Linked DNA regions of Mus musculus: region 1 is linked to region 2. Evidence: chromatin loops called from intact Hi-C (ENCODE). Cell type or tissue: heart. All regions are shown on one strand. Links, peaks and the distances in the headings refer to the core of each region. The heading gives the core; the rest is flanking DNA. Region 1 holds the start of Gm46838 (a long non-coding RNA gene). Region 2 overlaps Rap1a (RAS-related protein 1a).

Evidence for each region. Hi-C counts contacts between places; a loop is a spot of excess contacts. Peaks named below come from ENCODE experiments on the same cell type or tissue, not always from the same donor. Only the 100,000 strongest peaks of a DNase experiment are listed, where the experiment ranks them.
Region 1: it touches region 2 in a loop (3-fold over the local background); 2 of 42 quality-filtered maps call a loop at or near these places.

What each region holds. Positions count from the first base shown.
Region 1 is chr3:105,814,918-105,831,278 of GRCm38, forward strand. Gm46838 (a long non-coding RNA gene) reads right to left here and starts at 10,936. Exons shown (of 2, transcript XR_001784065.2): 1 at 10,837-10,936; 2 at 6,850-7,115. Gm5547 (predicted gene 5547) reads left to right here and starts at 650. Exons shown (of 3, transcript NR_045845.1): 1 at 650-674; 2 at 1,001-1,056; 3 at 2,065-2,442. In heart, for the core only: no CTCF peak of the experiment used is centred there; DNase peaks (open chromatin) are centred at 9,374 and 11,074; H3K27ac peaks cover 935 bases; H3K27me3 peaks cover 967 bases.
Region 2 is chr3:105,761,964-105,778,324 of GRCm38, forward strand. All of the region lies in intron 1 of Rap1a (RAS-related protein 1a), which reads right to left. Among named protein-coding and RNA genes, the nearest start is that of Rap1a, 31 kb to the right of the region's middle. In heart, for the core only: a CTCF peak has its summit at 9,758 (motif pointing right); no DNase peak of the experiment used is centred there.

The sequences.
Region 1 (16,361 bases), core at 7,306-12,305, 53 kb after region 2:
ACTGCCTTAATTCATGATGATGAGGATAAATTCATAAGATGGAGGAGTTGCCTCTAAATACTCGGTGACATAGCTGTCAATAGTTGGAAAAATAAGGAGAATGGCTACCAAGGAAGGCCACAGTTGATTTGAAGTGGGTAAAGTATTGTCAAAGATTCCAAGCCCCACATGTCAAGAGATGTGAACTCATTTATGTTGAATGGTCTAGATGATGATAATGCTTTGGGCTTGTTTCTTAGAGTGTAGTCTGGACTCTGGACATTCTACAAAATTTAATTTCGAGTATAAGCAGAGCATAATGACGACCACCCCATAAGAATTTGGATAGAAGGACGGCAGCAAGTGTGGGTCGGGGGAGCCTTGATCAGTGACAAGGTGTGAACAAGGCAGAGGCTTTGGGCTGACAAGGAACAGTCGCCAGACTTCAAAGCTTGTGATGAGGCTGACAGCATTGAGGAGCTGTGTAGAGACTTGGCTGTCAGCCCTCCTGATAGTCACAGATAGGGCAGCTTTCATGCAGAGTTCTGTACACACCCTGGGCTGCCTTCAGGGCTGCATGGATGTGGGTAGAGTCATCTCAGCAGCCGCAGGCTCCTCCTGCTATACCCACTTCCTCGTTTGCAAACTGCTTCACTTCTGAGAGACCAGGGCCCTTTCCAGTAGCTTTAGGGATGGTAAGTTGTAAGTGATTCTTGCTAAGTATTCCTTTTATGCTCTTAAGTCTCATCAGAGAGATAAGAAATCAGGGCCCAGATAAACAGGTGCCTGTGTTACATTCACTGTAAGTGAGTCTGCAGTGAAGCTCACGTGAACATGCTGGAGGCAAAGGCAAGTTCCAGGGTTCAAGTTCAGTAGGATTCTAACAGCAAACAATCACGCCGCTCTGCTTCTTTTGTTTAAAACAAACAACTAGAAAATGCCTCCTTATTAGGTAGGTACTGTACGCTATGATTGTTAAATCGCCATCCTGAACATTTCAACTGTTTGTGTCCCCATGCAGCTGTCCATGACCCAAACTTGGAGGAGGACAAGTGAATGCATCTCATAAAGGAGAAGGTAATATAATCAATCGCTTTATCTAACATTTCTACCTGGGCAAAGATGGAAGTTTAATTTTCAAGGTACACGGATACTCTCTGTTGACACTCTACCACACGGCAGAATGCTCTGCTGATCTCCTCTGCCCTGAGTTAATTTGGGACCTTTCCTCTCAGAGAAACAGTAAACAATATTAATTTTCACAGCATTGTGAAGTTGGTGACGTCGCTCAAGCATGATGACAGCTGGTCAGTAGGTCACAAGTTCTCCTCGTTGTTATTCCCACAGACTGGGAAGCCAAGGCGGAGAAGGACATGTGAGACTGGGCAGGCTTCAGCTGTCATCTGTGGGAAGTGGCTTTTGGTTGACCAGCGGTACTTCCCAGTGTCAGCACGTGTGTTGTGTCGGCAGCTCAGACCTTGCGCTGAGGGGCCCCTGTCCTCAGCCACCCTTCATCTTGGGAAAACTCTCTGGTGTAGAGCAGGGAGGTAGGGAGGCAGGGAGGCAGGGAGGCAGGGAGGCAGGGAGGCAGGGAGGCTTCCTAGTGCTAACTCAACTTGTTTAAACCATTATACTTTATCTAAATAATTGCATTGAATACTTCGATACAAGTAAGAACACGCAGGAGAGAAGTAGGAGAGGCTGCCGTGGAAGAAGAAGAATATGCAGGAGAGAGAAGGAGAGCTGCCATGTGCTAAAGGGCCAAGAGAACGTGGCCCAGAGGGCTGCTCAGTTGGGTCAAGAGCAGCCAAGATGGAACATAGAAACTAGTAAGTAGTAACTCAGAGTTAACAGTAGGAAAGTGGATTCTAACAGCATAGAGAGTAGGCAGTTACCCAGCTATTTGTGCTGCCTAAGGCATATATATATATATATATATATATACTTTGATACAAAGCCCTACTATGTCTGTGTTGTTATCCCTGTTTTAAAAGAGGACTCCATCGGGTTCTCGTAGTTAGGAAGCTATGAAGTCAAACTTTAAAACCCAAGGGTTCCTGACTGCAAAGTCCACTTTCTTTCCAGTTGCCTTGCTGAAGTGCCCGCTCTGAATGAAGAAGAACTGGGTCCTGCAGTCTGTCCACAGGAAGAAGACTGTCTGTGAGCACAGTCTCCATGTTCACTGTCTCATGCCGTCCCTGATATCATGGAGGAAATGAATGGTCATTTAAGAATCCTCATTGGCTAAAGAGCTGGTGGTTTAAATGAATGAATCTAATGCAAACTGTGAAGGGCTGGTCCTGGTATTAAGAAGATGGACGATTCTGTGAAGGGAATGTGCTAAGACTTGTTTGTTGAAAATGGAATTATTAATGGCTTGTCAGTAAAGTTAAGAATGCCTTAAATCATTCCTCTCTTACTCTATTCATAGAAGAAATAAAACAGATGAATTTATAAAGGGTTTATTGTCTGCCAGACATTATTTTTTATATTTATATGGGTCATTTAATTCTGCAATGATCCTACTTGGAAGATATAGTTATTTATTACAGTTGAAAGTTCGGGGGAAGAACAGAAAGGTTAAGAAACTTGCCCAAGGATACAAAGGATGGAAATGGTAATGGGGCAGCCTGAACTTCCAAATCTGGACAGCTATTCACTGTCCCTTCTGCTCCTGTCTAATAGAAGGGAAGATCAGACAGAGGTATGAAGGTCTGTGTCTATATTTAGAAAAAAAATTCTTCTTTCTCATTTTTTTATTCCTAGAGGGATAGCCACTTTTTGCAATGCTGAGCCATACTAATGGCAAGACAAGTCTACTGACTATCACTCTTAAGTCTCTCACCACATATCCTCATCCCTCTCTTTCCTTCTCAGCATGACTCTAGCATCCTCCTCTGCCCTTGGGAGTGAGGGGTGACTGTGGACTAAGATCTTTTTTCCCAGGGGTACAATAGTGAGCGCCTGAACACCCATGGGCATGGGCATGGGCACGGGCACTAGATACAAAAGACCCCACTATCACCATAGGCCTTGCTGGAGAAAAAAAAGTCATTTATCCACACTGAGCACTGTAAGAGTGATAAGTGAGTTCTCTTACTCCTTCTTTTCCTCTTCCTCTTCCTCCTCCCCTCCTTTTTTTCCCCCTGAGACAAGCTTTCTCTGTGTAGCCCTGGCTGTCCTGGAATTTGCTCTGTAAAACAAGCTGAACTTGACCTCAAAAATCTACCTACCTTTGTCTCCTGAGTGCTGGGATTAAAGTCGGGTGCCACCATTGTCTGGCTCAAGTGGGTTCTTATGTTGTCTGAAAGTAAGTGTGTGTACCTCACTGGAGAGGGACTGAGCTGTCACCTGCTCCCATCATGAAGCTGGATATAGACAAGCTGCAGTGCCTTGGTTTGATCTAAGCAGCTGAAACTTGCATCTGCTCCACTTTCGTCTGTAGAGGAGACTTGCAGAATTACTCATTCTGCCCAGATGTGTAAAGAAAACGGTTTTCTTTTCTTCTAAACCACTATGGTGTCCTTTATAAGCCCTCTCCTGATGAGTAGCAAGAGGGGAAGGGGTAATTTTAGTTCCTTAAGGTTTCAAACCTAATCTGATTCAGCTATTTGAACAATGTCTTTTGACCTGTGTGTCTTGGAGATAAGGTGAAGAGTCCTTTCGATCCTGCTACCCTGCTTCCTTCTTCCTAAATGGCCCCACAATTCTGAGGCCAAGTCTACCAGGACACCTCCTCCACAAGTCTGCCCTCATAGACAAGGCAGTGTCAGATTGAGGACACAGTGGTCTCCTAACAAAGGAATCAAGGCAGTTGGTCAAGCTGGGTGTTCTGTTGATTTACCTCATGCCGTGTAGAATCCTGAAGAGTAGCATCAGACGACACAGAGACTTCCTGCCTGGCATGTGGCTGTCCCCTACATCCTTTCCCAGCAGTGCAGGAGAGGAGGTCTACTGGCTTCCAGCCCAGGCAGAGGATGTTCTTTTGATACCAGAGAAACAAAGAAGAGGCTCAGTTTTTGAACTTGAGTGTGGAAGTGTGGAGGATTTTTTTTTTCCAGCAATAGTTGACCAACTCACTAGGTTGCTAAGCTTCCAGATGGGGCCTCATGGGAAAGGGGGCTACAAAAAGGACTAGAGGAATGAAAATACTGTGTTTACTGAATATCGTCCCCTGTTATGTCAAGGTAGACTTGGGTTAAATGGCTCCCTTACATGTGCATGCTCATGCTCATGCTCATGAGTGTGTGTGTGTGTGTGTGTGTGTTATAGTAGAAAATGCTTCCAAATTCCCCTCAAAGATGTGGCCTCTTCTATTTCTTTGTGTTCTACACAACTTTTGTACAAACCCAATTTCTTACCCTTAAAATGGTATAACAGTGGTATGCACCTCACTACATAGTTAACAAAGTTTAAGTCTGTTTCCATATATCCAGAATGTTAGACTTAACTGTATTGAAGGAAGCATTCAACACATTAGCTATTTAGATCCTAATAAATGAATGTCATATATTTCAAACCTCAGAAATGTGTTCTGCATTGTGCAGAAGAGTGTGAGTTTTTAAACCAATTGAAGTTGCACAAACCCAAGCAAGTTGCGTGTCCACTGTGAGCCTTTCTGAGAAAGACAGAGAACATCATCGTAGGATAGGTATGTGTGTGTGATGATAACTCTTCCTTGTTAACTGGATTTAGAATCACCCCGGAGACACACATCTAGTAGTTCCTGTACGGGCATTTAAGGAGAGGCTTAAATGAATACAGGAGGTGCCATCTCACAGGCTAGAATCCTCAGCTGACTATGAAGGGGAGTAAGAAGAGAGTAAGCTGAGCGTCAGCTTGCATCTCTTTCTCTGCTCCTTGACTGTGGCTACAATGTAACTCGCTCCCATCATCAGGCCCCCCCCACCTCCCCATCCTCCAACCCCACTCCCCACTCCCCCTGCCCCTGCCATGATGGACTGACTATCTCCTTTAGACAGTGAACTAACATTCCTTCTTTTCTTCCTCAAGTTTCTTCCAACAGGTATTTTGTCACAACAAAACCTAATCGTTCTTAAATTATGCCCTGCATATAAACCATGTAGCGAAGAGTGACACCTAACTGAGTGAGGCTCTTCGCTCTCCTTTTTCCTTATGTCAGCAGGATGCTGTCTCAGAACCAATGACAGCTGGGTTATCAGCCAAAGATCTTACATTTTTATCACCTGCCCAATATACTATGGCAGAAACTCAGTAAAGGGTGTGTAACCAATTTAAATGAACCTCCAAAGCTAGAGCTCGAAGCTATAACTTTTACTCCATTGAACGCTGCTGGTTTGAAGACAGTTGTTTCAGGCCCCTCAACCAACAACTTCTGTCACGTTAGGAACATCTCCCCTACAACCTTGTTTCTTCATTAAAATTCCCCTGGGGTCTGCTGGAGGCATTTGTGTCTGCTTCGGTCACATCGCTAAACCCACACTTGGAGAGAAAAGTGTTTGCATAAATACTAGCAGATGAATTTTTCAAAGATCACTTTTTCTCTCCTGGCACTCTGTGAGGGAAATGAGCAAATATAAACAGACAAGCATTGCACTGGGAAGATAGCAGATGAGCCTCTGCCGGGACCTGGACTGGCCTGGAGTTTCCACATTTGGGAGCTATAGGATTATGACAAAATCTATTTGTAATAGTCTTGCTTTTGATTTCTCAGCCACAATATTAATTGCTTAGAGACTTGGCTCATTCCACACACTCAGCCTAGCTTTCTCCTTGGAGAAGCCAGCAGGATTCTGGAAGTTCCCTCTCTAGAAGGGGTTTGCCTACTTAAGTCTAGCATAAACTCAGTTATACTCGGGAGTCATGGAGAAGAAAGGAATTTATCGTAACTCTATGCAAGGGCAAGTGAGAAGAAGCCTCCGTTTCCTGTTTCGGATGACTTCACACTTATGACCTGGAGTGTATGATGGATATTAAACATGGGAACTGATCACACAGACTCCCTCACTTTTCTTGATTTGGGCCATTTTGGTTTAACCCATACACCCTAGAAGATGCCTCTGTCCATGAAGTCCATGAAGTTATCCTTAACACCAACCTATGCCTTTGGGCCAGATAATATCTTCAGCCATATGTATAACAAATTTTCTGGAGCATCTAGGCTATAGACTAACTAGTAATATCCATCCCCTCTCCTAACTCATATTTTGATACCTAGTCCCCATGGTTGATGATGTTGAAGGCAGAACTTTCCGAGGTAGTTAGACTGTGGGCTAGAATCCTAACAAATGGGTTTAATGTCTTTATAAAAGAGAATGTGGGGCCAGCATGATGGCTTACAGATGCCAAATCTGATGACCTGAATTTCATCCTGGGACTCTTATGGTTAAAGGAAAGAAACAAGTCCTACAAGTTGCCTTCAGACCTGCTAATACACACTGTGGCACATGCATGTGTGAAGGCCCACAAGCACACAATATTAGATAAACTAATAATGATATGCCCAGAGAATTTCTCAGTTCTTCCTACCATAAGAGAACAGTGAGAAAACTGCTATCCATAAACCAGGAAGCAGGCTGGCAAGAGACAGAGTCTCTTGGAACTTCCCGACTTCCAGAGTTGTGAGAAATTAATTTCTGTTGGAGATACTCAGTCTGTATTATAGCAATCCAAATGGAATAAGACAATCTACTAGAGATCATACACTGTCCTAAGAATAAAAACGTAACAGTGGAGAAGTCCCTAATATTACATAACTAAAGTCCAGTGGGAAAATAGCCAGTCATGTTATGTTCTAATGATTCATTTAAAAACTGCAGCAGAAGCAATAGTTTCCGTTACCATCACCAACCATAATATGTTCCAAGGACTGGTTTTGGAGTAAATGAGTGAGAGACGCTGTCCTGTTTATTTTTTAATTTTGTGGTGCTAGGAAGGAACCCAGGGCTTGATGCACATGCTCAGGCAAGCAAGTGTTCTAGCAGAAGTCCCATCTTGTGGCATCTTTGTTGTCAGAGCCTCCATGGGACGAAGGTTTTCCATCATCTATAGTTGACTTGGCTGATATCTTCTTCATGAGGTATCTTTTAAGTCCTCTCAAGAGCCTCCAGTTTGTTCTCATTATGGAAGAGCCTGGGTCTTGGAGAACACTTTACCTTGGGTGGACAAGGATTAAAACATTTTTTAGAGTTATGCTGATACTTGTCTATAAGGTTTCATGAGTGAGGTAGCACTATGTCATAGAAAACCATAAGCTTTGAGGCTAGCCCTGGATCCTAGTCCTAACTCAAATGTTTCTTAGCCATGTGCTTTTGGGTTATATTTTACTTTTCTGCTCTTTAATCGACTCACATAGAAAACAGGGAGAAGAATACTTGCCTCTGAGTTTCAGGTTCTTATGTGAAATAGCCCTGAGAAGTATTTAGTACTGAGCACCAGGAGAGATAATATTGATTGTCAGCTCGATTGGATCTAGGATCAGCTAGGAGACAACCTTTGGGCACAGCTGTGAGGAAGCCTCTAGATAGGGTCCCTGCTGTTGGTGGCACTGTTCTATGGGCTGGAATTTCCAGATGAATAAAAAGGAAGACATGATCTTCGCACCAGGGACAGTCTTTCTCTGCTTTCTGATTACAGAGTTAAAGCAACTCACCATCTCAGGCTCCCGTCACACTGCCTCTCCACTTTGATAGACTGACTGTATCCTCCAACTGTGAACCCAAATATACCCTTCCTTCCTTAAGTTGTTTTGATCAGGCAGGCCCTTGAAAATGTGAAAAATAGCAAGCACACACTCCAGAACTGTGCTCTGTATGGCACAGGGCATCTTTGAAAGAAAACATTTGCATGGAATGATTTATGACAGCCATATAACTGGGAGTTAAATGGCAATGAAAAACTATATCCACAGCTGACTCTACCTCATCCTAATGATGCCAAATTCCATCTCCTTCAATCTACCTTAACTAGAATTCAAAAGCATTAACTCACGGGCAAGTGCCTCAACCAGGAAACCCAAATCAGAATAAGTGATAATCTGGCCCTTTATACTTAAAAAACAAGATCCTCGGCTTTGACTTTACCTCTTCTTTACTGTGCTTTTCATAGAGTGAAAATGGTATACATACACACACACACACACACACACACACACACACACACAGTCCTTGAAAATGTTGCACTAGAGGTAAGACTTGTGATCACAAATACAAGGGGGATACAAGCTAGGTGACTGGGGCTATTGTTGTAGGCGATTGCTATATTCTCATGAGTTGCTAGATTCCCCCATGAATCTATCCTGAAGGCTCATCTGCAACTTTTGGGTTATTGAAACAAATGCTAATGGGACTTACCAAATCGTTGAATTGTAAAGCTTATGTGAAATCTTTTTAAGTCTCCAAATTTTGAACGTCATACTTTAAAAAAAAATTATGGAAACAAATTTAATGTCCAAAACACAAACACTGACTAATTGAAATGTTGATTATTTAATGTTGATTGTATCCATTAATAACCATAGTTGATGAGCCAGTAAAGTGGCTTGGCAGGTAAAGATGCTTGCTGCATAAGCTTGGCAATGTGATGGCCGAACCTCAGAACCCATGTAGAGGTAGCAGGAAGAACTGATTCCACAAAGTTGTTCTATAACCTCCACACAGCACACACCCACACACAATAATAATAAATAAAAATAATAAACAATCATGACTGGATACGTTACCATATAACAGAGAAAATGGTATATAATTTTATGCATTCAGAATGAGTTTAACTGTGTTAAATGACTAAGTCTGTGCCCATGGAAAGATCAGAAGAAAATATTCATAAAATGTTAGTGTGTGGCCAGGTGTGATGGCAATTGTCTTTAGTCTCAGCAGAGGCAGGTAGATTTTTGAAGTCAAGATCAGACATAGCAAGTTCCAGGACACCCAGGGATATGTAGTAAAACCTGGTCTCAAAAAAGAAAAAAATAGTTATTGTGTGAGGCTTGAAAGTATAGTTAATTTTGAGAATGGTCTTATTGTATTTTCATTGCAGGTGTGTATTGATTGTTTAGTTTTGAAAAGCATTTTTAAATGAAGACTTCCAATAAGAAATATACACTTTCCCAAGATGATTCAAATGAACCATTCATTTCCAAGGAGAATTCTCAGCTGCTTTCTAGTTGGTGTGCAAAAGGGAGGAGTTTTCAGAAACCAAATAACTAAATAGGAACCAGAAATTATGCCTCAATTAAGACTGAAGTCTGGTAGTGCTGGTGGTGCTGGTGGTGGTAGTGATGCTGGTGGTGCTGGTGGTGCTGGTGGTGGTGGTGGTGTGTGTGTGTGTTTCGAGTTGTTTTCATTTTAGTTGCCAAGTCATGTGGCCTGTGTCTTCCCACTCTCGGGTGAGATCAAGGTTTCTCCTTCCAAGTCATGGCATCTGGTTCTCCACTTATGCGGGCTGGGGGTGGGGGAGCTACAGGAGATAAGCATTAGACTGACACCAGGCCCCACTGCAGGGGCAAGTCAAGCGGAACAGCACTGAATCAACTAACTTTGTCTCTGTTTGAAAGTTAGCTCCAGAAGTTCCTGGTTTTGAACTAAAGGAGAAAGCAGACAGCGAGTGATCAGATCCTGTCTTCCCCATGATCTAATATCATCTTTCTCAGAGGACATTTTAATGTTTCTTTTTGTTTTCAAAATTCTTCTTGCAGTCATATCACATTAGGAGTCCTGGATGCTTCTTAGTCCTAGTTTTTTGCACAGATACTTTTTTGTCCTCTCCCCCTCTCTCTCCATTTTCCTTTCTCTCCTTCTACCCCCTCCCTCCCTCCCTTGTTTCTTGTTGTGTCAGTTTAGGTCTTAGAAGCAGAGTGGCTGACTAGATTGTTCTCCATGAAATCAGACCATTAGACAAGTGCTCAGGGCTTAGCCCACTCGGGGTTTTTTTATGTTTAGAAAAACAAGAAGCAGGAATCATCTCCTAAGTCACCAGGACAGACACCCAGTAGGGTCTCACCAGGACAGGCAGACACCCAGTAGGTTCTCACCAGGACAGACACCGAGTAGGTTCTCAGAGGCAAAGCTGGTCCTGTCCTGATGAGGCAGCAACCAGAAATGTCTCAGCAGCTTCTTAGTTCATCACAATGCTGGACTGGGCATCTCAGCTGCACTATTATACTTCAAGTTAAAGTTTTAGGCAAAAGATACATTCTAGAAAGCTCAGTGAGGGCTCCTGAGATGGCTCAGCGAAAAAAGGCGTTTTCTGCTTACCTTGTCCACCTGACTTCAATCCCCAGAACTCACATGGGAGAAGGAGAGGCCCACCTTACAGAAGTTTTCCTCTGACCTTCACATACATGCAGTAACAGGTACACACACACACACACACACACACACACACACACACAGGAGGGGAGAGAAAGGAAGAGGAAAGTGAGGAAGAGGGAGAGGGGGAGTGAGAAAGAGAAAGAGAGAAGGAGAGAGGAGATTATCATTTTTTAAAGCGCAGCAAACAAAACAATACAAAAGAAAATTAAATTAAATTTGGTCCTAAATCTTGATACTGAGATATCATAAATCTAAAAATGGGCTGGCCTGGAGAAATACCATTTTGGCTTAGCAGCCTTGTAGCAACTTAGAGAATTCCAAACTCCAAGACTCAGAACTTGGACGCAAAAGAGGGTTATCAGTGTAGTGCCTTGTCCAGCTGAGATTTACTAGACAGCCCAGTATTAGCAGTTCCCAGGGGGCCTGGGCTTAGCTTGAGTCAGTCAGGGTGTGATAGGCCACAGTGCTGATCTCACCTAGGCAAGCCAACCAAGTTCTCTGCCCCCTCCACCCACCCCCTCAGCCTGCTGTCAGCCACCTCTACCACCCCCACCCCTGCAGTTACCTCCTCTCTGCTATTTACCCACAACACAGCCAGCTGTGGAAGTTCGGTGACTCATTTGCTACTTAGGTATTTTGGGTTCATTACCCTTCAGCCACTTTACTGAGAAGAGCCACTCCCAGTGGTGCCAAAATAGAGAAGAGAGGAAGTAGGGCCAGCAGATGGGAGGGGGTGGGGCAGAAATTCAAGGACTGCTGTGGAAAAGGTCAACGGAGGTGCTGTTGTCCACGCCAGCGCTCCTGAGCAAGGCCACTCCAAAAGCAACAATGGAAAGGAAGCACGGCTTTGATTAAAACTTCATTGAGAGTCCTGGACACACAGCCACAAGTTCTCAACAACAGAGATGATGTGTTCAGGCATCCAGGGGAAGCGTCATTGCTCCTTGGGAATATTTTTAAGCAACCACACCCAAGCCGAGTTGACTTGGCCAAGAACAGGGTGGAAAGCACAATTACTTGAGAGTTAAGCCCAGCCTACAACACACAATCTGATCATTCCCTGTTCTCTGACCCCTGCTTCCAAAATGTGTGCGAACCTTTATCTCATCTATCTGGATTTGTTCTGTGGACTGATTTTGGTATGGAGTGGCTGCTATCTAGAACAGGGAGACATTGCATGAACAGTAGAGACATGTGTGAGCCAGGGTTACAGCTAAATAGTAGAATGCTTGCCTAGTATGCCTTAGGTCCAATTCCCAGCAACCACAAAGCAAACAAAACCTAGAAACTACATGTCAGGTCGTCCAGAAGGATTTGGAGAATGCATTTGAAAGGCTTCAGAATATGGTTACAAATCTTTCTCCTTAGGGATGCTCCATTCCTGGTGCTTCTGCTGCTAACTTGCCTTGTTCCAGCTCCAGTCTCTTTGGAATAAATATAAAATTACTATTTGTGATATTTGTCCTTTGATTGTAGTTTAAGGCTTACAAAATGAATGAGAACCCACTGGGCATATCCATTCCTTTCTAATTATGCATTCATTTATCAGACAAATATTCTCCCCAATACTGAATATTAGAGCCAGTTGTCCAGGTCCAAAGCTGGGGCATGGGCTAGAGGCTGCTTCCAAGAAGTGATTCCAGAATTCAGCTGAACTCTTGAATTCGGAGAGAAAGGAGCTATTAAGGACAACTCATGTTGAATTTTGAGGTTATTGACTTTGGGCTCTTGCTTCCTTCTCATGAGGCTGGGATGTTCATGATGTAGAGAGTGCATATAGCTGCTAAGAGCAACTACTTTTCTGGAAACTGAAACACAAAGCAGTATGCAAATGAAGCCAAGTATTTGATGGGCTAGAAGAAAGATCCAGGTTTTTGATGGCTCATGCCATCACAGTCCAAGGCAACAAGACTTTAGTACCATGGAGATTACATCCTTTTAATTAATAAAAATAATAATACCATGCATTTACAAATTAAAAAACATCACTTTCAAATAGCCTTGGGAGTAAATCATGGGCTAGAGATACAGTGCAGTGGTAGGGGGCGTGCTTAGCATCACAAAGCTCTAGGTTCAAAACTCAGGGGGAACAAAGAACTTCAACACAAAACCCAAATACCTGACTTATTTTATTTTACTTAATTTTTGAGACAGGGCCTCATTCTGTAGCCCTGGCCAACCTGGAATGCCTTCTATAGACGAACTCAGAGATCTTCCAGTCTCTATCAATAAAGCACAATTCTAAGTAGCTTTAGGTATAATCATACAAATGAAGAAACAAATCATAACTAAAATTAGAAAATGTGTACAGTGGCAAATAACAAATAAAAATATGTTCCCAGGTTCTCCTGAAAGAAGCTTCATTAGAAATTTTAAGAAATCAGAAATTAAGGAGCTGTAAGTGTTGAGCTCAAGATAAAGGGATAGCAGCACAGAGGAAGGCAGAGGGAGGCAAATGCTAAATAATAGAAGTCAAAATTAAAATAAGTTATAATAGAAACTGTCAAGAAAACAGAATTTGGCAAGCAGTAAAGACTAATAAAATTGAGATAGATTAAAAGGGAAAATCATTTATATATGCATATACATATATAACAGAATTTATAAAATAAGAAGAATGTCATAAACCTCATACAAGTAAATTTGAACAATTACATGACATACCCAGTTCCTTAGAAAAATGAAACTTACCAAAGTGGACTCAAGAAGAAATAGAAAATCTAATTTAAGAACTACAGCTATTTCTAAGCAGTTGTACTTGTAACTTAACATCCAACTACAAAACAAAATAAAGTAAAAATAAAGCACACAAGGGACTGAGAGGTTTGTAAGTAAATGTAGCCAAATGCCTAAGAAAAAGTTTCCCCAGTCTTATAAATCTACTCCAGCACACAGATAAAGAAGCAGAGAAGAGAGATTGACCACAACTTTTTGTAGGATGCTGGGATGATCTTGGTACCAAAGGAAAAGGACAAAAAGAAAATTTATAGACCCATTTCTCATTTAATACAGATGTTAAATTCCTAAAAAAACCCAAACGTATGGAAAATTAAATCCAGCAGTGAATCAGAATTAACATAAGTTCAGACTTCTCTCAGAACACAATTAGAACATTAGAAAACATATTAATTTGCTACTTTATACCTTGAAGAAGGAAAAATAGTGATCATTTCCATGTATGGAGAGGAAACATTTTCTGAAATTTAATTTACATTAGATGTTATCAGCATAGTTATAGAAGAAGCATCCTTAGCTTGTTAGGTGGTATCCACCATACATTTGCAATGTATACAATAGAATGTATGTGCTGACTTAATCATGAAATAGTATGAGACTATCCCTGATGTCTACAAGCTCAGCCCTGGAGGTCCTAGCAAGAACTGCATGATAAAAAGAAATTAAGCATGTAAGAATTTAAAAGGAATGAACAAGTAATTTTATTTACAATCAATATGGTTATCTACCTAGGAAATTCAAGACAAACTACAAATTATTATAATAACAGCATACCAAAATCCACACATACAAGGTTAAAATGTAAATATCAGATGTGATCCTAAATAGGAGAAACCAATAATTAGAAACTGTAAAGATAATGGGTGTGTGTGTGTGTTTCACTAGCTATGGTGGCATACACCTTAATCCCAGCCCTTGGGAGGCAGAGTCAGGCAGATTTCTGTTGATTTCCAGACCAGCCTGATTACATAGTGAGTTCCAGGCCAGCTAAAAGTACATACTTAGACCTTTTCTCAACCCTTCACTCCTGGAAAAAAACAAACAAACAAACAACAACAACAAAACATATTTCTAGGATCTGGAAAGACAGCTCAGTGGTTAAGAACACCTACTTCTCTTGCAGAGGATCCAAGTTTGGTTCCCAGCATCCATATCAGGTGGCCCACAATAGCCTGCAATGTCATCTCCAGGAAACCTGATGCTTCTGCTTCCTTGGGTACCTGTACATACTTACACATGCCTACCCCCCCACCCCCGCACACACATATACACATAACTAAAAATATTTTTTTATTGTTAAAAAAGGTTTTGGCCAAGTATAGCATCATAAATTGTGTCCTAGCACCAGAGAAACTGAGGCATGAAAATCACAAGTTCAAGGCCAGCCTGGGTAACATATTGAGACCCATCTCAAAAATTCCCCTAACTGAAAACAAACAACAAACCAAAATGACATGCTAATCTTGGAAAATTAAAATTAGAAATCACTGGTCAAGTGTATTAATAACTGGAGATAAGCCAAATGGTCAAATTAAAATTAAATCAATCATTTTATATGTCGGATAAGTAAAATTAAAGACAAAAAGGTCTAAATATTGGCAAAGATGTGGGAAAGATATAGCTCTATGGGTTATCTGCACCCACTCCACTTCCCCTAGAATGCATTTGCACAAGATCAGGAAGCTCCTTTTATTTACAAGCCTAATCTCCACAGCATAGAATAGTGCCTGGTACTGAGGGCAGTATGGACAAGAACTAGGAAAGTTGACGATGCAGATAGAACACTCCATTAGTAAGAACATAGTTCCCAGGAAAGCCCTAGGCAACTTCTTTCATAACTACATCAGAGATCATATATATGCATATATATATAGTCAAAATAGCAGTATATGAGACTAAAGAGATTAATAGAACTATTCATATAATACTTTATCTATCACCTGAAGTGAGTAATATAGAACTAAGGGTGTCAAGGTGAATATAAGATATTTTTCACTGCACTTCAAATATTTTCTCTTGGGAGTTATATATTGTCTTCAAGAGCTAAAATAGAGGCTGGGTGGTGGTGCCGTACAACTTAAATCTCATCACTCAGAAGGCAGAGACAAGCAGATGTTTGAATTCAAGGTCAGTCTGGTCCATAGAGCCAGTTCCAGGACAGTCAGGGATACACAGAGAAACCCTGTCTCGAAAAATAAACAAACAAAAGAACAAAAATAGTTAGAAAAATAACCTCAGTATAAAATTAAAACTAATACTTTAAAGTAACATTTGGTTTGGTTTGGTTTGGTTTGTTTGTTTTTGCAGTGCTGGGATTGAACCCAAGGTGTGGTTGTGCATGCTCGGCAAAGTAGCACTGTGCTCTTCCCAGCCTAATTTGTAATAATTTTTGCTCCTGACAAGTTAAAAAGTAAAACCAGATATAATAAGAGGTCTGAAATGACATGTGGATCTAGAGAGGGTGAAAGGAATCAGAGAAGCATTAGAAGTGTTAACACTTGAGTTGTGCTTAGTCGGTAAGCAGGTGGGAACGGGGCAAGAGATTCTCCATGGAGTGAAGCCAGGCCCAGGCAGAGGAAACAGTGCACTGTAGAAAATAGAGCAGCTCTGGGAGTGTTTAGAAGCTCAGCTGCACTGGAATATGACCCAGCACGGAGTAATGGTGAAAGGTAGGTTGGGATGAAACCTCGGAGAAATTCAAATACACAACAAAGTGGGAAAATATAAGCTAGCTAAAGTCCACCACAGTGCCTGGACTCTTATTTCATATAGCAAGCTCCATTGGAATGTAGATACATTCAGATTAAGGTGTTTTCCTAGTAAACTAGGGGTTTTTTTCCACTTAAAAAGTTATGTCCTTAAGAAAATAAGCCAAGTGTAGTGGCTCACATCTGAAAATACAAAACCTAGAAGACTAAGGCAGAAGGATGACTGTGAGTTTGAGGCCATCACAGAATGAGAGACTGTCTCAAGAACGAAACAAACTGTAAATAAAAAATCAAGGAAAAAAGATAAAATGTTAGTAATAATTGTATTAATACTTAAAAGGATGCTACAACCCAAAGGTATAAATAAATAAACATAGCTAACTATAAGAAGATGTTTCTTACATTCCTTTCACAATTATTACAACTTAGTTTATCTACAAATTTTACCTCAATTGATATAAACAGTCTTTTACTTGCTTGACTTAATTTTAGACTAGAAATTCATTAATTTACATTGGGTGGGAATAGAGTGCTCACCTAGCATCTGTGAGATTCTAAGTTCAACTCTCAGTATGGGGTGAGGAGAAGAAAACTAAGTGATATATTTTATTTTACTACAATTCATAGAGGACAGACCTATGGGCTA
Region 2 (16,361 bases), core at 7,530-12,529:
CCCCCCTGCCCCCAGTGAGTCGCAGCCACTGAGTATGTGTTCTCTTCTCCTTTGGAGATGACCTCACACCTGTTCTCTTTCCTATACACTCAAATGGAGAACAGCCACTCTTCCAGAACTCAGGTCATATTTCCTGTCAACACTTTATTACATATGGTTTATTTAACAATCTGAAACTATAATGTTGCCTTATACTCCAAAATAAAGGGTGAAAACAAAACCAAGTCTAGCTCTAATGTAAATGAAAGTTAAATAATAGAGATGCTTGATTTTGTGCTATATGTTAAGAAACATACAAAAGGACACAGGGCTTTCTAGGATGTGTATTAAAGATCTACATTACATCAGACATTCTATTTTCTCAAAATAGAATCAAAAGATTGTATAAAATTAGAAAGCTCATTCTGATGAGATAAAAATTAGGAGATAAAAATTGCTAATTAAGGATATTTATAAATATATTTCATTGAAGGTTTACTGCTCCAACCATTCTTTTTTAAATGGTCATCAACAACCTACCAAAAACTGACACCTAAATCACTGGAACCAACTGTCATCTGATTGCAGCAAACTCAGTCTTTTCCCTGTGGTGATTTTAATTAGAATGGCCAGTGTAGGCTCATATATTTGAATACAGGGTACCCAGTTGGTAAATCCAGTTTGAGAAGGATTAGGTGTAGCCCTGTTTGAGGCAAGTATGTTACAGGGTCAAAATTTGAGGCTTCCAAAACCTCTCATTATTCCTAGTGCACTCATTCTTTCTGTTTGAGATGTGAGCTCTCACTGCTGCACTAGCTAACGTGCCTGCTGCTTGCTACCACAGGGCTCTGTCATGGTGGACCCCAACCCTCCGAAACTGTAAGCCCAACCAATTAAACACTTTCTTTTATAAGTTGCTTTCGTCACAGTGTTTTATCACAGAAAACAAACAAACAAACAAACAAACAAAACCCCAAAAAGTAAGTAATATACCCCCTCCACTCTATTCTTTACAAAGTAGCTGGGATGATTTTCATAACATGACAAATCAGTCACTTTAGTAACTACTTCCTTATAACCCTCCAAGTGAGTAATATGATTTATTAGTGACCACCATTACCTTTAAATATAAAGATAGAAATGCTTAAGGCCTAAGAGGGAACATTATAATTTGAACTCTAAATCCCTCCCTAGATTTATCTTACAATGTGCCCCCTCTGTTCTCAACAGTCCAGCATAATTGGCTTTCATTCATTTTCTTCAGTGTACCATATTCTCCTCTGCCAGAGATTTCCTCTGCAGGTAAAATGCTTTAGTGAGGAGATGGGGCCTGGTTTGAATTCCCAGTAACACAAACAAACAAACAAACACTTCAGAGAATAATGACGCAGCAAAATGGGGAAAGGAGCTCATGGACGATGTGGTTTATGTTTTCAAAAGCAGTATTTGAGTGTGTGGGGGCCAGAGGAAATTAAAGAACAGAGGTGTGCAAAAGAGCAAGGTGGCAAAGCCTCCAGAAGACTGGCAACTTCCATAAGAAAAAGAGGGCCCTAAGACTGGCAAGCAATAGGGATTAATTACTAGAAGATCCTAAACGGAGCTAAATCCAGCCTTTCAGGCCATGGCAAAGACTTTGGCTGTTAGCTGGCATGAGACAGGAAGCCACTGGATGACTGAGCAGAGAGGCTGTCAAGCTTCCTCTAGCTATGAAATAGATAAAGGGCAAAGGCAGGAAGAAGAATGAAGACAACCGCAAGCACCCAAGACAGCATGGACCAAAGCAGCTGCAGTGGAGGTGGCAAGAATTAGTTTCCAAGTTGAAGATGAAGCCAAGCAGAGGATCTGGGAAGAGGGGGAGACTGCTAAAAAATAAACAAACAAGAAAAACATTAAACCACAAACTCAGAAAATGCAGAGGACACCAAGTAGAGTGAACATAAAAACATCTACTTGGGCAGATACTCAGACAGCAAGAAAATAAAACAAAGAGTAAAATGGCCAAAAGAGCCAGAGGGAGGAGGAGCTAAGATAAGAATTACATCAGAATTTTCTTCCAACCACAAAAAAGGATATAAAGCAAAATGTTTAAATCATTCAGACAAAATCTGCCGCAATATAATTGTGTATCTAGGTCAATTATCCTTCAAAATGAGGGAGAAAAGACTTCTACAAACAACAACTGAACAGATTTGTCATCAACAGGCCTACCTTGCAAGAACTGTGAGATTCTTTAGAAATGACAATGGTTTAAACCATAAACTTCACTTTTCCTTTTGCTGATCTAACAAATAACATTTGCTGGAAATGAATACACAACATACCAAAATGTATAAACAAGGAGAACAGAAACAAATCTCTCACATTTGCTTATAATAATAGTACTGTACTGACAGATGATAGCACCTGTCAGTAACTGACAGATCTAATAGGCAAAGCCAGTAAGGACAGGGTTGACCCACACTCAGAGAATATTCCACCAACAACAATAGAATATATATTGTTTTTCAGGGGATATAAAAATTTACCAACAGAGTAAATACTCTATACTATAAATACAAGTCTCAATAAATGTAAGGGAATTTAATCCATACAAAATGCCTTTTGTTTTCCACGAAATTGCTATGCTCTGCTGTGGTGAGCCTGCTCCTCTTCCCCATCACTTTTCATCCCTTTTCAATCCATTTCATGGTTTCCTGGCCTCATCTTTGAAACTGATTCCAGTGTGGAATAGTTAACATCCTCATTTCTAATAGATAGTGCTCTATGTAAGAAAGAAAAACTGTCAGAATCCAGTCTCAGTTCCTTTTACAGCTTGACTATATCAATGCTAAAAGTTTAACTTCTGAAGCTTGACTTAATAGTCCATAAACTGTATTAGAATAGATTGGGGAAGGAATGTATATTTAAATGTTTAGGCAGTATTTCTAAAATGATCAATACTTAAACTTGTTATCTTTTCCATAATATAAAAATGCCCCCATTGAATTGTGTCACTAAGACATGATAGTCACATGAGTAGTTTTCGTCTCTCCACATAAGCAGCACTAATAAAATTGTTCTTTAAGGCAGTGAAGCAATAGTTAATGGCTTACATCCTGTATCAATATTTTTAAATAAGTGAACTTTAAAAAAGTCAGTTTTCTGAATATATAACAAGTCTTTATGTTTGTTCTTTTATATAACTTTATTTACTTATTTTCTCAGTTCTAGACATTATGATCTTTAGTCTTTTAAGAAACTGTGTACTTAATATGTATAATATTAAGCTGCGTACTTAATATATATAATAAAAAAATTAACTGCATGGAGCAAAATATATCCTAACTGATAGAATCAAATTTAGAATCAGTAGCAAAGATATGAGAATCTCCAAATATTTGGAAACAATATATTTCTACTATTCCAAGTTTTAAAAAAGAAATTAAAGGAGAAGTTAGTATTTTGCTGTTATATGAGTATACGAGGCAGGGTCTTTTTATGTATCTCTGGCTGGAATGAAACTCACTATGTAGACTAGAAGCCATCTTTCAGCCTCAGTGCCTCCCAAGTGCTGAGACTAGAGGCAGGCACCCCCACATCTATTAAGAACCTCATGTTCTTAACAGTGTAGAAATGAATATATAGAGGAATTGTAGAAAATAGGGACCTCAGAAATAAATCTTCACAAACACAGCCAAATTATGTTTTACAGGAGACAGTCAGGAAAGGACAATTTTTCAATAAACAGTGCCAGGAAACCAGATGTACATGTAAAAAACGAATGATCCCATTTTGTATATTAAAACTGACCAAATGGGGCTCACACTCTAAACGATATAGCTTAAGTAAAGTTCCATGGAAGAAAACACAGATAGAAACTGCATGACACGGGTTAGCAATAACTTTGGAGGCATGACACTTGAAACACAACCACTAAAAGGGAAAAAAAAACTGGACATCAAAATTCAAAACTTTTATGTTTCAAGCACACACACACACACCAACAGGACCTCTAAGATTGCCACCAAGAGAGTTCAGTCTTTAGACCCCCCCTTCCATTTTTGTTTCCTGTTTCATATCACTTGTATCCTGCTATTCTGCCAGGCACTCCTGCCATGGTCTCTCTCTACTTTCCTGGTTTCTGTGGTTATTCCATGTTCTATATTTGGATTTGGAGCTAAGAACTATAGATGAGAAAGAACATGTAGTGTTTTGTTTTGTTTTTTCTTTCCAGGTCTGGGTTACTTCACTCAATGTAATTTTTCCTAGGTCTATCCACTTACCTACAAATTTCATGATTCCATTTTTCCTTACAGCTAAATAGTATTCTACTGTGTAGATGTACCACATGTTTTTATTATAAATTCATCTACTGAGGGACATTTATGTTGTTTCCATTTCCTAGTTATTCTGAATAGGGCAACAATGAACACTGCTGAGCAAGTAGCTCTGGAGTAGGGTGTCCAGTTCTTTGGGTATCTGCCAGAGAGTGGTATAGCTGGGTCACATGGTAGATTATTTTTAGCTTCTTAAGGATTCCCCACGCTGACTTCCAGAGTGGCCGTATCAATCTGCACACCCACCAACAGGGAGTGAGGCTTTCCCTTTCCCCACAGCCTCCCCAGCACTTGCTGTCAGTTGTTCTGCTGATCTAGCTAGTCATTCTGAGTGGGATAAGATGACATCTCAAATCTGTTGATTTGCATTTCCCTAACTGCTAAGGATAATGAAGTTATGTCTTTTTTTCTTTAAAGATTAATTAATTTATTATTATATCTAAGTATACTGTAGCTGTCTCCAGACACATCAGAAGAGGGTGTCAGATCTCATTACAGATGGCTGTGAGCCACCATGTGGTTGCTGGGATTTGAACTCAGGACCTTCAGTCAGTGCTCTTAACCACTGAGCCATCTCTCCAGCCCCCATGAAGTTATTTCTTTTTGTGGTATTTCTTAACTATATTTCTTCTATTGAAAAATCCTATTTAGATTCCTAGTCACTTTTTAATTGGGTTATTTATTTCTTGAGATTCTTTGTTTTTTGTATTCTTTGAGGTTTTTGCATATTGTGAATGAGACACTGCATACTTTGGACACAGGACTTGGATTAGATAACCTGAAAGCCTCCTTCTTACAGTCTAGCTTCCAGACCTGAAAATACAAGCTATGCAAGCTGCCTAGGAAGGAAAGCAAGTAGTCCTGCTCAGCTGTGGTACCTATGAGCCACCAAAGAAGCCGAGACAGCACTCCACTAGAGGGGCAATAGATGGCACACACACCTTGGTGGTAACCAACTGCTAAGTGGACTTAAGGTCAATTCAACAGGAGGAAAATCATGTCTTGCACTAGTAACCTAGCCAATTTCCTACAGCTTGTTAAGTCATTTGTTCTTCCAAAGAACTCAGGTTCAGTTCCTAGCACCCACATGGCAGCTCACAACTGTAACACAAGTTCCAGGGGATCTGTCATCCTTACACAGGCATAGATGCAGGTAAAACACCTACCTTCTAAGACTGTAAGCAAGCCCCCAGGTAAACACTTCCTTTTCTAAGAGTTGCCTTGGTCAAGGTGTCTGTTCACAACAGTAGAATAGTAACTAAGATAGCCTCCTAATTGGTTATCCAAATACAACAAGGTCAGCCCTGAAACCATATACATACAAACACCAAAAACAGGCTCAGCAGATTGTATGTATACATTTGTATTTGCATACACTTGTGTATATATGTGTGTGTGTGTACAAGATTATATATATACATGTATAACAATGACAATAAAAAGACAAGGAGGCTATTAATTTGAGAGTAGGGGAATGGAAAGAGGAGACGACTTGAGATATGCTGGAGAAACAGGAAGAGAGAAAGTAATGTAACTATATATTAATTTAAGAAATGTGTAAAAATATATATGCAGCTCACTACAGGAATTATATGACATAATGCACGGTAGTTTTGAAAATTCCTTCTGTAAGTACAAAATCACTTTTGTTTTTCAAATTGGACAGTTCACCAGGGCACAGTGTGGCATATACCTATAATACTAATAAGATCCTATCCCAAAAATAACAGAAAAGAGATAGGGGAAGACAAAAAGCAACTACCGTGAGTCACTTGTCTAAGAGTGTTCTAAGACATAGTTGAGGAGACAGCTGAATCAGTAAAGCTCCTGCCTGGAAAGTCTGAGGACCTGAGTGTGGGTTCCTAGAACACTCACAAGTCAAAAGCAGGACATGGTGGAGAACACCTGTAGTCCTTTGACAGCAAGTTGGGAAGTGGAGATGGCTGAGCCTTAAAAGCTGGAGGGCCAGCTTGTCTAGCATATTTGGAGAAGTTGTAGGGTGCCCAAGGATGTCTCTGCCCTTCACATATGTGTGCACATACACACACAAGATATGCACACACTATACAGAGCAGATTTTGTGATTCAAAATTTTACTTATAGTCAATTAATTGTTAAACATCATAAAATTTGAAAACCTGCTGAAATCAAGTATTTCTGAATCTTAAAGCCATAAGGTGAAAAGTGTAGTAATACAATGTGAAAGAACTTACTGTTTTTTTCTTACTTTATATACAATCAAAACAAATAAAAGGGGGAGTCTGGCACATTTTAGAGCATTGACATTCCTCAATATAGTACTATCATGTACAAACAACATTATCATTTACACGTTTGTTCAAACCCATGGAAAGAAGATGATCATCGTGCAGTGTGTCACTCAGTGATAATGATGTGCCATGTGCTCATCCACCAGCCTAGTGGCTCTCCTGGGCACTGCTGTGAACGGAGGAAGAGGTGCAGCCAGCATGTGAGAACCTTTGTATTGTGTGCCCAGCTTTGCCGTGAACCTCAAAACTGCTCGACAAAGATTAAATCTTTGTAGGAAGTGACTATGCACAGAAGCTGTGATACAGCAGAGTGAAAACGAAGAAATGGCAGTTAGCTTTCTACTCTGAAGCAGCTCTTTCTCAGTGATGCTATCTGGGCTGCCTTTCACAGAACTCAAGATCAAGTGAGATGCACCATCACTCATATACAATGCAGGAAGAATTGTAAACCAAGACCAAATTTTTATAATTAAAGTAAATATAAGTATAAAGTAAGTATAAACCAAATTTTTATAATTAAAGTAAGTATATATAAAGGAAGTATAATTAAAGTAAGTACAAAATAAGTATAAACAAGAGTCCTCTGGGTCTTCATAGTCATAACAATTATTTTTCTTGAGTCCTAATGACATCAAAGAACATGACAGTGATTTTTTTAAAGCCCTTCTAATAGAGGAATAAAAATCAGCAAACTGGTTTCAGATACTGAATGGTATGAAGACTAATTAAGTCTAATTAAAAGCATCCAAACCAATGCCCAGCTCATAGGAATCTAAGACAATAATCACTCTTTTAAATATTTAGTTCATTCTAGGAAAAGAGGAATACTGTTTCCTAGATTCTTTAAATATTAACTGCCTATTAAAACTTTTATGAGAAGCAACCAATTACTTCATATACAAAATCATAATCAGTAGCAAAGTATTGATCACCAATAAGAAAATAAAGGGACTTTACATAGACCATGATAATTTATCTGCACGACCCTAATTTATGAGTCATCTAACTGACTCGTAAAAATTGTTCCTATTTGAGAGATGCCATGTGGTGTTTCAATGTGTACTACTTCTTCAAATGTTTGTTATCTCTGTGATGAGAACATTTAAATCTCTTTCTTTAGCTTTTAAAACACACTGTCATTATCTACAGTCTGGAATACCTTGGCTTCCTGTTTAGCTGTAACATTGTACCATTAATTTACCACACTCTGTCCTTCTCTATACTCCACTCCTCCAGTCTCTGGGAAGCCACCATTATACTCTCAGCCACTAGTAAACCCAGTTGATTATATTCATGTATGGGTAAGAAAATGAAGTGCTTGTCTCCCCAAGAATGACTTATTCCTCTTAACATAAGAATTGCTAGGGTTGGAGAGATGGCTCAGTGGTTAAGAGCACCAGCTCTTCTTCCAGAGGTCCTGAGTTCAGTTCCCAGCAACCACATGGTGGCTCACAACCATCTGTAATGGGATCTGATGCCCTCTTCTGGTGTGTCTGAAGACAGCTATAGTGTATTCATATATATTAAACAAATAAATAAATCTTTAACAAAAAAAAATGCTGGCCCAGAGACTTGAGTCTATTACCCAATTAATAAAATGGTTTATCTGCAAGCGCAAGGGCTTGAGTTTAAGCTCCAGAACTCATAAAAACAAAAGTTCCCACAACAACAAAACCAACCATCAGTGTGTGTGTGTGCTGTTTGTGTGTGTGTAAGTGCATGTGTGAATGTGGGCATGCCTGGTGGCTCACATGTATAGATCCAGCGGTAGGGAAGTGGAAACAGATTTTTCCTAAGGCTAACCTAAATGGTGAGTTCCAGGCAGCAAACAACCCTGACTGAAGGAAAAAAAAGTGGACCGCAGCCCAAGAAAACCACTAGAGGTTGTCCTCTGGTGTCCACAAACAGGCACACACAAAACAATCTCCAGTCCTACCCAATCCACAAATAACAAGAGTGCACCTTTTTAATGACATTTTCATATTTTACAGCTAAAAAGTGTAAAGTTAGAAAGCAGTGTGAAGTGGAGCCTCACGAAATTCCAGCAACTGAGACACTGAGACACAGTTTGAGACCAGCTTGAGTTACAGCTTTTAGCTACAGAGTAAAATCTTGTCTCAAAAGGCAATAAGAAAGGAAGGACAGAGGGAGGGAGGGAGGGAGGGAGGGAGGGAGGGAGGGAGGGAGGGAGGGAGAGAGGGAAGGAGAGAGGAAAAGTAGGGCTGTCAGGAAGGAAAAGTATTTTACCAACGACCACCCACAATAATCTATGGAACCAGAATCAGAAGCCAAGAACAAGACTGGTACTTGCAGGCTTACCTTAAACTCTATCTAAAATGCTAGCTTTCCTATGGACTAGTAAAGTTAATAGTGTGTTTATCATGTATCATTTTCTACAGTATGAGCACAGCAAAAACATAAAGCAAGAAAAAAATATGTGTGCTTTCACTTTCATTCCTTATCCAATGACCAGAAGGTAATTAAAAAAAAAAAAAAAAAAAAAAAAAAAAAGGGACTCAATAAGCAGAACCCAATAGAATAGAACAGGCTGATCTACAAGGCAATACTTCCTTCATAGATTCACTCTCATTATCAATTTTATCTGCTATCTTAAAAATTCAAAATTGGTCCTGTTTCAGTAGGTTTCTTTGTTCACGATGGCTGAATTCTTTAAATAAAGCCCAAACCAATGACTTTAGATCTGTTTTCAGATCTAAAAAATGCTTGAAAATGTGCTACCATTCTTGCTAAACAGAATACATTAAATATTTGAAATACTGTCTGTTGGTAAAAATGGCACCAGGAAATAATTTGTAATTATTCAGCTCTACTTATCTTCATCAACATAACCAACTATCCCTACCTTCACTTTCATTATTCCCGATTGTTTACATCAAATCTAGAAAATAAGAGACTGTTTGCAGGCATCAATGAAAGCCTCTTAGAAAATGTGATTCTGAGCAAGTTCTTAAGACATTTAACCATGAAAATTACTGAGTAGAACATTTTGGTTAGAAGTGTTTATGACTAGAAATAAAATGTGAACACTGGGAAAAACCTGCTTGATGAAAATATCTCTTAATCACAGTTCTATCTCTTTAATTCTAGTTCTTAAAAAAAGTTGTTTTTATTTATTTAAGTACATTGAGTTAGCATGTTAGACTGTGCACTTTGTGCAGTGAATGCAGAGGCCACAAGAGGGCATCAGATCCCCTAGGAATGGAGAGAAGGGTGATTGTCAGCTGTCATGTGGGTGTGGGAATTGAACCTGGGTCCTCTGGAAAAGCAGCCAATACTCTTAACTACTGAACCAACTCTCCAGAGTTCTTAATGAACTGTATCTTTCTTTCAACTAAAGAAATATTAGATAGCAGTCTGGGAAATTAGCTTGGTTATAGAATGAATGCTTATCTAGAATGTGTGAGGAGATCCTACTGTGGTAGGTTAGAGAAAATTAGATTGAGAAAGTAGAACACAAGACCTTGAATTTGATACCAGTGTGCTGAAAAGCAGTGGGCAAGGGTCACAGATATCCACACCCTGGGACAGTGAGATGGCTCAGCAGGTGAAGACACTTGTCACTGAGCCTAACAACCTGACTGAATTCCATTCTGGGACCACAGCTGATTCCAGAGAGTTACCCTGACATTCACGCAGCATGTATATACATATATGCAATAAATAAACATAAAATAAATGTTTTTAAAAAACATTCAAATGAAGGTCTCTGAAAGTAAAAAAAAAACTCATAAAAAGTAATTAAAATTATGAATAGTCATAATTATGGGAAAAGCAAATATCTACTTTAAAAAAGTAATTAAGATATATTTAAAAAATAAAATGTAGTATATGAGAATAAACCCTAAATTACCAAGATTACTTTCATATTAAATGACAAAGTTTAAGCATACAAACATAAGCTCTACAAAATGGAAACTATTGTTACTAAATATTAACATTGTTACTATATATATATATCTTAAGAATAAGGATTACAAAGGAATTTATATGTAAACTTAGACCTGGACACTAAATAGGGCAGCTATTTTCACTGAAGAGCAAATTCTCAACACAGTACGAATTAGAGAGACTAATAATGTTATGTACATTAGACACACACTCACAATTGATAAGGAAAAATTCCTCAGTATTCAAACCTATCTCCAGAGCTAGGATCCACAAAAAGAAAGAATATGCAGTGTCTGTCTTTCTGCCTGAGTTACCTTGATATACCAAATCTGGTCACTATCATCTTTTGTCCTCAAGTCTCATGAACCTGTCCTCACATCAGATGCCATCCTCTTTACTTGTCCTTCGTATTTCTGCAAGTCCTGAAAGCTAGAAAACTTACAATCTGTGAGACTGGTAGCTAAGCTACTTCTACAAATTTCATTTTCTAAAACACTGTTTTCAACCATTTACTCTTTTTTGTCTCTATTTCCACTGTGTTCATAAAGGCCCTCATCACTTCTTAACAGACTTCCCCAAAGAAAACTCAGAGGAGAATTAGTAGTACATAGGGAGGCTGGCCAACTGAAGGAAGAGGTAAGGGGCTTGATTTTCGTCACTGTACAAACTTACGCCTCTCAAGTCATCTTCTAATGCAAGCCAAAACCACGTGTTCAGAATGTAGCTGGCGACTGGGGACCCTCGCCTACGTTCCTCACGTACTACATTATATCCTCTCTCTATCCGTTGTTAGTCAAATATGCACTTTAGGAAATATAAGAAACACAACTTAAATGAATACAGAACAAAAATCTTTGCTTTTAAAGCACAGGAATAATTTCTGTAAAGATTAGAAGGCCCAAAAGTTTCAAGTTTCAATGATGTCTGTGAAGACCTCAACTCATTATCTGAGCTTGTGGAATTTTACATGTTCTGGGCCTGGTTTGGGTCTTTACCACCTGTCCCTCTGTGGGAACAAGAGCTGGTGAATTTAGTTACATTATTTTTGAATCTCTATTGTCCCTCTTGCCCCTTTTCTTGACAACAACGGTATTCTCATTCTCTATTGGAAAGCAACCCTTATCTCCATAAATACAGTTTTGATGTGAATGTCAATCAAGGTGTCCTTCTCTGGACTGAATAAAGGAAATATGAACTAAAATCAAAGTAAGGCCATTACAATGAGTTTCCCAGGAAGCTAATCTTAAGAAAAATTAATGGATAAAGCCCATTAATTTTGACTATGGTACACCTTAAAAAAATAAGAAGAAAACCACTTGCACAGTGAAGTCAAGGACCCCATACATACCTAATTCCTAATTCTAATTCCTCTTGGGGATTCTACCTGTTTATTTCAACTTAAGTTCTGTTATTCTGTTATCCTTCAAGCCAACATATGTTTCTGCTTTCATTATTCATCATTTCCAACACTTGTTCATCTTTGTGATGAATAAATATTTACTGAACTGTTTGAGAGCCGTACCAACCTGGCTAGGCTACAGTACTCAGTTATTCTAACAGGAATCTCATCTTGGTACCGCTCTACAGTAACTATGCAAGTGTGGTTAACATTTACAGGCAGTTCATTTTAAGATGTTATCCTCAATAATGTGGGTAAGCAACATCTAAACTGCACAAAGGCCTGAAGAAGAAAAACTGAGGTTTCTCAGAAGATACAACTTACAGAAAGTTTCTGACCCCACTGTTGGTGAAAGTACAGATATAGAAAGTTGACTATATTCAAGAGACCCCATGGACCTAAAAGTCTAAAATATATAGTACCTGCTACCTTTTATGGAGAAAAATTGCTACTTCCTGGTCTAATTTATTGAAGCAAGCATTAATATATTATCAGGGGAAATGGACAAGAAACAGGTAGAAATGGTAGAAAATATGATTTAAAATAGAAAGAAAAGAGAATGAACAAAGGGTGAGTGCTGTTGTACAGTCTTCAGTATGAGGAAGGCTGAGGCTGGAGAATCACAAGCCGGAGGCCAGCTGAGCTATACAGTAAGCCCTTGCAAAAGAATAAATTGACTGTAACTATTATTTATTGCCAACTTACCATGTACAAAACAGTGTTTTGAACACTGTTTGTGTACTATGTTTTCAATCCTTGTAACATTCCTATGAGGTAGAGATCCATTATCTTCATCTTATATTAGGTAATAAAATTAACTAACTTGACCAATGAGAACAGACATAAATCATAGAATCATGATTATAATCCAAGCAGTTTGGCTCTAACACTGTGTTGTTAACCTCAATATCATACTGACTTATCAGCCATCTTGTAATTTGCACTACACAAATGATGTTGATTTTCCCTGTAATAATGTATAGTCACATGTCACTTAAGGGCAGGGATATGAGAAATTAAGTCACTAGGAGTCTTCATTGTGAAACATCATAGTGCACTTGCCCATGCCCTAGATGGCATAACCTACTGAATAGCTTAGCTAAATGGTAGTGGTAGGTGTGTGTGTGTGTGTGTGTGTGTGTGTGTGTGTGTGTGTTGGGACTATGATGAATGAAATAAAAGATTAAACCAGACAAAGATAAATGATTAATCAAGAATTAAGGTGAGCAAGAGATATATGAGGCTCACCAGCTGCCAGCAAAACATAGCATCTTCTTTTATAGTAAACACACACAAGTTAAGCAGGAAGAGCACAGATAGAGTCTAGAAACTTGACAACTTGTCTTTGAGTGGAAGTGTAACTAGAATGCTTTGCATTTCTACTCCATACATGTAATTTCTGAGTAGAATGTAAGAAGCATACACCAGTAACAATCACTTATTGTCATTATCAAGTCTTATTATATACTATGAGTTCATAGACACCAGTCCTCCTGTCTCCTGCTGAATTGTGGTGTGCATGCCCTCTCCCTCCCCGCTCTCCACCCTCCTCCAGCCCTGAAGCTCAGAAGATGAAATGTTAACTCATAAGTTTCTTTTTCCTCTTCTTCCATGTCCCCCCACCTGTGTGTGTGTGCCACAAACATGTGCGCAAACAGTAGAGTTACAATGTTATGATTCACATTACTTATTAATACAAACCTCTCCACTCTATATAATAACCTAGGGAGACCACTGTTAAAAGTCATTGTATAGTGCCTGTTTTAGTCAGGGTTTCTATTCCTGCACAAACATCATGACCAAGAAGCAAGCTGGGGAGGAAAGGGTTTATTCAGCTTACACTTCCACACTGCTGTTCATCACCAAGGAAGTCAGGACTGGAACTCAAGCAGGTCAGAAAGCAAGAGCTCCATGTAGGAATGTTCTCTACTGGCTTGCTTCCCCTGGCTTGCTCAGCCTGCTCTCTTATAGAACCAAGATTACCAGCCCAGAGATGGTGCCACCCACAAGGGGCCTTTCCCCCTTGATCACTAATTGAGAAAATACCCCACAGCTGGATCTCATGGAGGTACTTCCCCAACTGAAGCTCCTTTCTCTGTGATAACCCCAGTCTGTGTCAAGTTGACACAAAACCAGCCAGTACAGTGCCTGAATAAATTATAAACTTTAGATGAGCCAAAACTGGAATAATCAAGTTTGCAATGGTACTTTTTTTTAAAAAGAGAATTACAAACATTATAAAAATGTTTGCCTATTTATATCTACATACAACTTGCTAAAGAAAACCATGGTACCATGGACTTAATCACTGTCTTTCCTGAAGTTTTATTTTATTTTTATTTATTTATTTTTTTTGGTGTTTCACTTTATCTGTATTTTTGTTTTGTTTTTAAACACAGGATCTCACTATGTATTTCATAGTTCAAAGTGTTTTTCCTGCCTCCTAAATACTGGGATCCTGGGCATGTGCCATGTACCATTACACCAGATTCCCAGCTCATACTTGAATTTAGAAGCTTGTGAATATACAAAGCTAAAACAGAGGCTGTTAGCTGAGGATGGTGACACATGCTTGTATCCTCAGCATTTTGGAAACTAAGAAAGGAGGATCTTGGGTTTGAAATCAGTTTGAGCTACATAGGGGACCCCTCTCTTAAAAGGCCATGGTCTTGCCTAGGATGCACAAGACCCTGATTTGTTGTCCTACATTTCCAAAAAATAAAGTAAAATTACAAAATATTTAAATGCGTATTTTGGAAGCCAGAGAGATGTTTCAGTGGCTAAGCGCATTGTCTGTTCTTCCTGAGTAACAGGCTTGATTCTCAGAACCCACATGGTGGCTCACAACCATCTGTAACTGCAGTCCCAGGAGATCTGATGCCCTTTTTTGGGCACAGCACACATGTAGTGCATGGACATACATGAGGCAAAATACTCATAATAATAATTAAAATTTAAAAATGTATGTTTTAATAGAAGTTTCTCTCAGGACAAATAACAAATCAATAGTCATTTTATTTTACTTGTAATCTTCTATACTTTTTGATTATCTGTATTTACTGCTTCTGCAATTTATTACTTCATAAAAATTAACTTTTCTAAATTGACTTAAAATTTTCCATATTGCTCTAGTGCTTAAACTGAGAAATTATTATTAAAAGGGCAAAAAGAATGAGAGTAAAAAATGGGCTTCTACATATTACTAATACTCGATACTTTCCTGAAAGACAATCTACTTTTAGTTAAGAGTACAAAACATAAAAATGAAATCTCCCAATTTCTATAAGCAGTGGAGATGTATTCTCTGAAAGACTCGTTAAATAATCCTTGTTATCATGTGGCCATTACTAATTAAAGTCCTATGGGTACTGACATCACAATACTTAATAAGGCAAGAATATATGGAAAACGAGTAAGAAAATGGAAATATTTTAAGTTTTATAAAATACAAATGTCCATTATACATTGTAATTTTTGTATTATTTCACATATTTTAGCTCAAAACTAAATTAAAATTGTATATCTTCTTTTCATGCACTATCTATTAAATTAGTTTGCGATTTTACTGTACCTTCGGTCTTCAGGAAACAAAGTAGGCAGTCAGCAGGGTAAGAGCTATAGTGAAGCTACTCATGGTTTGGTGGGAGGTCTGAAGTCATAATGCATGAATTCTCAAGCAAAAGCTGTCATTTGTAACTGTGATGCTAAGATAAAAGAGCAGCTTTGTGTAAATACTTAAAATTCATGAAAGCTGTATCTTGTGCCAAAGCATGAAATCTTCAACTTGGTTAAATAATAAACCTCAGCCTATAAATTCACAATTAAAATGTTAGGTTTTTATAACCATTCCATTAAAAAGATACTACTAGTCGAGCAGAGTAGCAAGCCCTCAGTGACTTGAGAGGGCATGGCAGAAGACGAGAGCTGAAGGCAACACAGTGAGACTCCTGTCTCAAAAAGCAAAACAAGCCGGGCGGTGATGGCACACGCCTTTAATCCCAGTGCTTGGGAGGCAGAGGCAGGCGGATTTCTGAGTTCCAGGCCAGCCTGGTCTACAGAGTGAGTTCCAGGACAGCCAGGGCTACACAGAGAAACCCCATCTCGAAAAACCAAGGGGGGGAAAAAAAAAGCAAAACCAGACAAAACAAAACAAAAAAAAAAAACTACTATCAGAGAAAGGGCTGTTTTCACTTTGATAAACAGCACTAATACAAATCAAGATGGGCTTTTTTTCAAAAGGATTTACTGTTATTAGTTTTAACTAAGTGAATGTGTGTGGTTATGTGCACCTGACACAGGTTCCCGCTGAGGCCAGAGGTGTCATGAACGCGGAGCTCTTGTTACAAGCAGTTGTGAACTGCCCAGTGTGAATGCTGGGAACCAAGCCCAGGTCCTCTGGAAGAGCACTGCTTGCTCTTAACCAAAAAGCCATCTCTCTAGTTCCAAGATCAGTTTTTCTAAAATGAACCTAATTAACCTAGTAACCAC